2 separate regions of the Homo sapiens genome follow, and region 1 is linked to region 2. The links are chromatin contacts, found by Hi-C in ENCODE. All regions are on one chromosome and are shown on one strand. Each heading gives the region's core, a stretch centred on a gene start or an enhancer-like site at or near the end of the contact. The rest is flanking DNA. Distances are from core to core; before and after follow the strand shown. Region 1 holds the start of XRN2 (5'-3' exoribonuclease 2). Region 2 holds the start of NAPB (NSF attachment protein beta).

Region 1 (4,130 bases), core at 1-2,500, 2.1 Mb after region 2:
GTTAAAGGTGGAGAAATGGGATGAGAAGGGGTAGAGCAAGAACTGTTGCTTTTTGTTTAACCCACGTGCAAGTAAAGTTCAATAAAGTTCGATTAAAATTTTACAAAGGAAACAAGTATTCAATTTAGCAGTTGCTTTTTGAAAAAAACAAGAAATAGTGGGAATGTCACTAAGACAAGGCTTTTGGTTCCTCCTTGGATAGAAGCCAAGAAAGTTAAAAAAAAAAAAAAAAGCAGAAATAAGTTCACAGTGACAGGCAAGCACTGCCTTCAAAAACTAAGGAGTGAGGTACGCGTGATGTGCCTCTGAACGTTTCCAATCCAGAAATTCTAATTAAGAGCACAAAATCGAATCCGCATGGAATGACGAAAACAATAAAAACAAAACTCAATAATGGCCAAAAATCTACTTACGTATTAACTAACAACAAAAATTGTACTGCTCAAGTACATCCAGTAATCTTGAAATTTTCAACAAGCACCCACCCCGTTCAGTAGTCAGGGCACACAGAGAAGGGTAACTTCTCAGAATTCTATAGCGCTCATCCTGGACCTGACATACTGCTTTCAGCGTCCAATCTAACCAGAACAACAAATGGTCCTGAACACTAGGAGAAAACCTTTCCGGCACAATTGGTAAACAACGAAAAGGTCGCCGCCAGGGATTCCTTTACAAGGTTGTCAAAAAGCTGGCCTCCGAATCCGTGCATCCATAACCCGCTAGCTCAGCTGACCTGGCATGCATTGCTCAACAACAGCCTCTGAACCTCTTCCGAGACCCAAAATGCGCGGTCTGGAGAGGAAACAAAGCAGTGGGCGGGGCCTTCCGGTGCCGGGAAAAAGCGAGTAGGGGAGGAGCGACCCTCCTGCGAGTTCGGAACCCTATAGGCCCTTGCCCCGCCGAGGGTCCTGAATTCCTCGCCCCCGGGGTGCTGAATCCCACAGCCCGCGTCCCATCGCGTGTGGGGCTGCGACTGCTCGCGAGGCTGGCAGCAGGGCGCGAGCTCCGGCAAGGCTCCCCGGGGGCAGGCGGCGGAGCCCATGGGCCGCGGCCTAGACGTGCCGGGGGCCCGGGCTCGAGTGTGGCGGCCGCCTGGCGCCTCCTCACCTTCTCTTCCACGCAGTTGACTATGATGGACGGGTACTTGCGGCTGAGCCAGCGGAAGAACGCCGGGACTCCCATAGCGGCACACGGCTGGAGGCGGCGGCCGACCGGCTGACGAGCGTAACCAAAGAGACGGGAGCAGCGGCAGAGGGCACCAGCACTTCCTCCCACGTGCGCGCTGGAGAACGGAAGTGACGTCACGGCGCCGCCGCCGGGGAAGCTGGGAAGGAGGCTTCGCTGGATGAGGGAGCGGCGGAAAAGGGCCTTGCCGGGCTGTTTGTGGGAGGCGGAGTCCGGCGGCGGACCGGGTGGCGAAGGCTGCAGCTCGCCCTCGGTGGTCCCAGCCCCGGAGCGCGAGGCCGAGCGCGTCTGAGTTGCGGGGGCTCACGGGCGACTGCTCTGCCGGGGCTCCGCCGGGATCTCCCAGCCCCAGCCCTCCGGCTCCCTGGGCACAGAATCGCTGCGCTCTGCATGCCCGGGAGGAGGTCTCCCTTGCCCGTTTGGTCACCTCTTGTTTGGAAGAAAATGTCTTTTTTTGCCTCTATGCTCACCCGTCTCAATCTAGGGTAGAATCGAAGCATCCAAACTTACTCGTTACTTCCATTTCCTGGTTTCTCCTAGTTTTGTGCTGCAGTACGTACCTGGACTATCAAAAGGAGCATTTTAAAGCATTTTACAGTAATAATGGCTGCTTTGCACCAATAATTTGATTGTTATGCAAATAAATAATTATGATAGTTACCGAATGGAATCTAGCCGGTATTTAGCATCCAATACAATCTTCCAGCTACAATTACGGGTATAAAATAGTTGCTAATATGATTTTCCAGCATTTACTGAGCCTTTACAGTGTACCAAGACATTGACTAAGGGATTGTCCTATGTAATCTTCACTTGAACCTTGTGAGGGTACTGTTAGCACCCTCGTGTAAATGATAAGAAAGCCAAGTTACAGAGGAGTTAAGTCACTTATGCACATAGCTTCTGTTTCAGTTCAAGCAAAGGTCATTTTTAATCCATCCTTGTTCTAACACGATACTTTTATCTTTTGTTTTCTGGTGGTCCCAAACGAATTTTTTCCATATGAAAGGAGAGGTCTGGAAGAGGAGGTATATTTGTCCGTTTGCTCAAGCCTGGAAGTCTCCCTGAATCCCCTCTTGGTTTGACACACATCACACACGATGCTAAATGCTCACCTCATGAGGCCTCTGTGAAAGTATTTCGCCGAGTTACCTCACAGGCAGTATTTATTGCCCCCTCCTCTGTGGTCTGATGACTACTTTGTTTAAACTACTAGTGTGGAAATTAGAGAAATAGTCATCCCGTGTTTTACTTAAGGATAGCCAAAACTATTCCAAAGTATTATGTCTATGGTGAAATTCCTCCTTTTACCTGGAAGCAGCCCCTCTGGTTTCCCTGGGAGGTGCTGTTATAGGAACATGTACACCATAGGCAGTTCAGGGATAGACAGCTGGCCAAGTTGAGCCATTTAGAATCCTTAACCAGCATTTTGGCGGGTTGGGAGGGTTTATTGTTTTGTTTTTGTTTTTTCAGACGGAGTCTCAGTCATCCAGGCTGGAGTGCAGTGGCAAGATCCAGGCTCACTGCAACCTCCACCTCCCGGGTTCAAGCGATTCTCCTGCCTCAGCCTCCCGAGTAGCTGGGATTAGAGGCGCCTGCCATGACACCCCGCTGATTTTTGTGTTTTTAGTTGAGACAGGGTTTCACCATGTTGGCCAGGCTGGTCTCGAACTCCTAACCTCAGGTGATCTGCCCACCTCGGCCTTCCAGAGTGCTGGGATTACAGGTGTGAGCCACTGCACCCAGCCTTACCAGCATTTTTGAGCTTTGAACCATAAGAAATTTAAGACTGCATCTTTCCAGTGCGTGAACGCTAAAAGATAAGAATTGGGACTTGTTGCCAGTAGGCAATGAGAGAAGCAGGGTTAATTCCCTGGTTCCAGTTAAATCCCTCTCTTCCTGCAGTTTGATTAAGTCTGTCCTTTGATTCTGTGAGCCAAATTTTTTTTTTTTTTTTTTTTTAAGACAGAGTCTCACTCTGTTGCCAGGCTGGAGTGCAGTGGCACCATCTCGGTTCACTGCAACCTCCACCTCCCAGGTTCAAGCGATTCTCCTGCCTCAGCCTCCCAAGTAGCCGGGACTACCAATGTGCGCCACCACGCCCGGCTAATTTTTGTATTTTTAGTAGAGATGGGGTTTTACCATGTTGGCCAGGATGGTCTCAATCTCTTGACCTTGTGATCCGCCCGCCTTGGCCTCCCAAAGTGCTGGGATTCCAGGTGTGAGCCACCACTCCCAGCCAAAAGTTTCCTTTTGCCCTAAGCTGGCTTGGGCTAAATTCTTATCCCTTACAAAGGAAAGAGTCCAGTAACAAAATTTGGGGAGTGCAAGCTAATTCACCTGGGTGGTGAAATTGGTTTGCATAGAAGTACTAAAATTGGAGTTTTGGCACTCAGAGAAGGAGTGGGTAAAAGAGAGAAGAAACTTGAAAGGCGGCAGGAGGATATGGACTAAGTATTGTGACACTTTCCCTGGCCCAATGTGTCCAGTAAAGCCTGTCAGACTCAGGCTTGGTATGGGTTTTTCTTGTAGAAATCAAATAAAAAGTCTCCAGTTGGGGTCACTGTGGTTTGGAACCACCACGGGGTGGGCAACATAGCAGACCTCTAGAAGCAGAAGAGGTGAGAATTTATTAGTGTTGGAAATTAGCAGGGAGGCCAGGTGTGGTGGTTCACATCTGTAATCCTAGCAAATGGGGAGACTAAGACAGGAGGATCACTTGAGCCCAAGAGTTTAAGGCTGCAGTGAGCTATGATTGCACCACTGTGCTACAGCCTGGGTGACAGAGCGAGAAGCTATCTAAAAAAAAAAAAAAAAAAAAAAAGAAAATAAATTAGCAGAAATACTGAACCAGACTTTGGACTTATACAGGCAGAGAACCCAGAGGTTTTGAAACATTTTTGCCCAGATCTCAAAGGGAGAGAGGAAGGCCACAGCTAGTATCT
Region 2 (4,158 bases), core at 337-2,836:
CACAAATTTCCTGTGACAAAGAAGAGAATGAAGGAAATTACTAGAAACCACCAAAAATGTCTCTCTTAATTGCAAGTGCTAGCTTCGGGGAGGCAGTCTGTTCCAGCTCCTTTTCAACTGACTACAGATATGAGAATCTAGAACTGTGTGCTTTAGGATAGGGATGGAGAGTTCTTTTCAAAATGTGCATTTTCTAGACCCCAGCTGCAAGAGACCTTGATACCAAAACCCAGTGGCCTAGGAATCAGTATTTCTTAAATATCCATTAGAGCTTCTGCATCGAACCACGTTAGGGAACAACTGATTTAATCAACACACTGATTTACTTAGGAGCTTTTGACTTAGCCTCACTCCATTAAGCCCCCATAGACTGCTCTGCTTTCCAAATGCTTATGTTCACTTTTTACAGTTTTTCTCTGGTCTCCCCTGCATTTACGGTCACCTCCAATTTCCCGCCTCCTTCTCTCTCCAAAAACACACAGCTCAGCTTTTCAAAGTTAGAATAATGCATGTAGTAATCGTAAATAAACTGCACGAAGAGCTGAGATTTCTTTCTATCTCTACGGAGTCCTGAAATGTATGAACTCTGTGACATGTGCTTTAGTCAACTTTCTTTCTAGGAGTTTGGCCCCTCTTGCCTTGCCCTCTACAGACAGTCTTCATTTTCTAAAATTTTGCATGCCAGTGCCCAGAGTGTATTTATTAACAGTTTGAAACTGTCATAAATCTCACTTGGCAGTGATTTTCTTATTAGTTTCAGCATCTCTGCCTTAGCACTGCCAAGCTTGAATGGTCTAGACATTGTCTTCAAAAATAACTCCCTCTGGGACAGGCCTGAAAGTCTCTGGCACAGGATCCCATCTATCTATGGATACTTCTCCTAGGAGATTAGAAGTCTTCCTGGCAGGCAAACATTTTGTCCCTGGAGATCCATCCACTATGGCCAGTATTATGTAAAGGATAAGAGTTCAATGGTTCACATCCATTGAATATAATTCAGTCAACAAAAGAGTGGATTATGCATATATTGCATATATGCAACTCATTTATAACCAAGGAAGAGAGGACCAACAGAAAGTTACAGTTTGGGGAGATTTAAAAATAACTGAACTTATATTGGGGACGTCTTGCTCTTGGAGATAAAAATGGCTCTTATTGCCAGCTGTTGCTCGTTTTTTGGTGGGCGGTATCAAGCATGTGATGCTTTGGTGGCTACACCAGATTCTCTTTTGCAGAACTTGCATGAAGGGTGTGGGTTCCATCCAATCTGTTATCCCCTGTTCCTTCATCCATCCCATTGCCATGCGAGTCTTACTGAGGAGGTGATCTTTACTAGAGGCCACGGATCATTTTTCCATTTCTGCATACATACAAAATTAAAGTTCACCTTGGCCCAGGACCCCTTTGGGGGGGTCACGCCCCCTGCGCCGACGTCCTGGGAGCTAGCGGTGCGCAAGCTCGGCTCACACACACCCCGCCCCGGGGCCTCCTGGGAACTGTAGTAGGCGGCTCGCGAATCCCCGCCGCCATGACAGGACCCGGACTACAGCTCCCGAAAGGCCTCGCGCGTCGCGCCTGCGCCTGCGTCCCTGCGGCCGCCAGAGGGAGGGTTAAGGCGCCTGGGCGCACAGCGAGCCGGCTGAGGGGGCTGTGGCGGCCGCGGCGGGCGACATGGACAACGCGGGGAAGGAGCGTGAGGCAGTACAGCTGATGGCGGAGGCCGAGAAGCGAGTCAAGGCCTCCCACTCCTTCCTCCGAGGGCTGTTTGGGTGAGCGCCAGACCGTGCGTGCCCTGGGGGGGGGGGGTCTCCGTACTTGGCCCCCTTCCTTTCAGGCTGACCCCCCGAGTCCCCCACGCAACCTCTGGGGCCCTCAGACCACGTCTAGGGGCCCTCAGCCTGCAGGCGCCCTCCAGAAATCCTGTAGGGTCCCCCAGCGCCCCCTGGAGCCCCCAGGACGCCCAGGGGCCCTCAGTCCGCACGCGCCCTCCAGAGACCCCACAGGCCCCCCCAGGGTCCCTGGAAACCCCGCATCCTCCCAGGGGCTCTCAGCCCCCACGCGCACTTTAGAGACCCCCTAGGGCCGGCAGAACTCCCCAGGGTTCCTCAGCCCCCACACGCTCTCCGGATCCCCTAACACGCCCCCTTAGAATCCCCAGAGTCTCACAGGGACCCTCAGCCCCCACGCGCCTTTCAGAGAACCCCTAGGACCCCCAGAGCTCCCCAAGCGCCCCACGAAGCCCCTAGAACACTCTGGGGGGGGGGCTGTCAGCCTCACGCGCCCTCTGGAGACCCCAGATCGCCCCCCTCGCCCTGGCCCGGGTTGGTGCGGGGGTCCCACGACCTAGAAGGTCAGCGGCTCCCTGAGGCCCGCGGGCGCGGTAGCTCGGGGCGCGCGTGGGGCCCCCTTCTCAGTGCGTAGCGAGTCGTATTGGTGCATTTCGCCACGCTGAAGCCCGTATCGCTCCTGAGACCGGTCCGGGTGAGGCGCGCCGGGGTGGAGCCGGAGGGGTGGGTGCGGGGGCCGCCCCCGGCGCCTGGAACGCGCACCTGGGGGCGTCCCGCCTGCAGGTGGGCCCCGCCGGGGAGGGGGCGGTCCGGCGAGGGATCCAGAGCTGGTGTGCTTGTTGGCCTCTCTCCAGGGGCCTTGCGCCGAGTACACCTTTAGTAAATACTTGACTAATGAACGAATATATTTTCTCAGCATAGTATTTTTCCTTCTCCGGAGATTGATTGATAGCCAGAGCCTCCTGTTTGATTAACGGTAACGCTGCTGCTGTTTAAGTCAGGCGTCCTTTGGGAATCCCTTTAATTTCCTGTAATTCTTCCGTGCTCTCCTAAGGAGGATTTTAAATTCCAACCTCTCAAAAAGCAGAGCCCGCACTGACAGCCCGGAAGAATTCTGGGCTGTTGAATATGTGAATGATTCAGCTGTTTAGGATGAGAAAGGCAGAAATTTTGTGTGTGCCTGTTTCGTTGTTTTCTTTTGAAAGTGAAAGATCCTTTGCTGTTACCAAGAGCAGATACTTAACCCATTGCATGACTAGACACGATTTTATTTCTGTACACATTCAGTTCAGACTCTATTTCAGAAGACAGACATAATGGGCTCTTAGCTTGTTTTGCCAACTTCATTCTTTTGGCTATAAATTATAATACTTTACCGCTATTGATACGTCTTTAGGAAATGCTTAAGGACAAGTTGCATGCAGTACGCATAACTGCAGAAATGCATAAAGGCTGCAAAAATGCAAGAAGATAAGGGTCCCTGTCCTCAGGAACCTCTCAGAGGACGTTTATCACAGCTGGTTTCTAAATTTCTCATGTGATGTGTAGGAGATATAGCTATGAATTATGTTTTGTTTTGCATTTAAAAGTTATGACAGTACCATCAAGTGCTAGCGCCACACTAACTCCTTTTAAATGTTTTGATTCACAAAACATTTAAAATTCACTCTAATAAAATTTAATGTCATAGTACCTCATGCCAGGAGGTTATTTTAATGTTACAACATTATTTCAAGTCAGGAAGTGCTTCCCTGTGGGAGAGTCTGTAACTGGCAGAGGAAAAAGCTTGACAGCACTTGGTGCTTGTCTCAGGAGAACACTCCTTTTGGGAAAGAGGTTTTCGATGTTTTTAGGAAACTAGGCCAAATCTTGAGCTTATAATCCTTAAAGGATTTTGAAAAGCCTTTGTTTTTAAAGAAACATCTCCCTTTTAAATGTTGCTACCTATGTTATTGACAGGACATATAAGAAGACGAATCTTCACCATTCACACTCAGTTACACAAAAGTTAATGCATCTTAGTTCTTACCTGGGTACAACAGGTTGGTTTATTATCTAGCTTTGGGACCTAGGGCAAGTTACTTAGCCTCTCTGTGCTTCAGTTTCCAGTGTATAAAACGGAGACAATAATAGTATATCTCAAAATTTATGGGAGTTCAGTGAGGTTATGTTTATAAAACATTTGGAACCATGGATGTTGGAGACAGTGACCATGAGATATTAATTAGCATATTCATCAAAATTATCAGCTCCAGTTATTTATCAAAGAAGCAGTAGGCCAAACAGATAACTTTTCCAGAATTTCAGAGCCGTAGACTGCATCATTGATTTTTTTTTTTTGAGACGGAGTCTCACACTGTCACCCGGGCTG

Evidence for each region. A loop is a pair of places that touch in the nucleus more often than their neighbours do. Pooled maps may share reads with other maps.
Region 1: a pooled map shows a loop between it and region 2 (14-fold over the local background). The contact joins the promoter of XRN2 here to the promoter of NAPB in region 2. A Hi-C loop is called at or near these places in 8 of 50 pooled maps.

The regions. Positions count from the first base shown.
Region 1 is chr20:21,300,451-21,304,580 of GRCh38, reverse strand. It overlaps XRN2 (5'-3' exoribonuclease 2), which reads right to left and starts at 1,250. Exons shown (of 30, transcript NM_012255.5): 1 at 1,108-1,250. The coding sequence starts at 1,182. RefSeq lists an enhancer at 653-702 and a silencer at 1,423-1,552.
Region 2 is chr20:23,418,916-23,423,073 of GRCh38, reverse strand. NAPB (NSF attachment protein beta) reads left to right here and starts at 1,586. Exons shown (of 11, transcript NM_022080.3): 1 at 1,586-1,769. The coding sequence starts at 1,672. RefSeq lists an enhancer at 1,208-1,397 and silencers at 1,648-1,737, 2,368-2,597.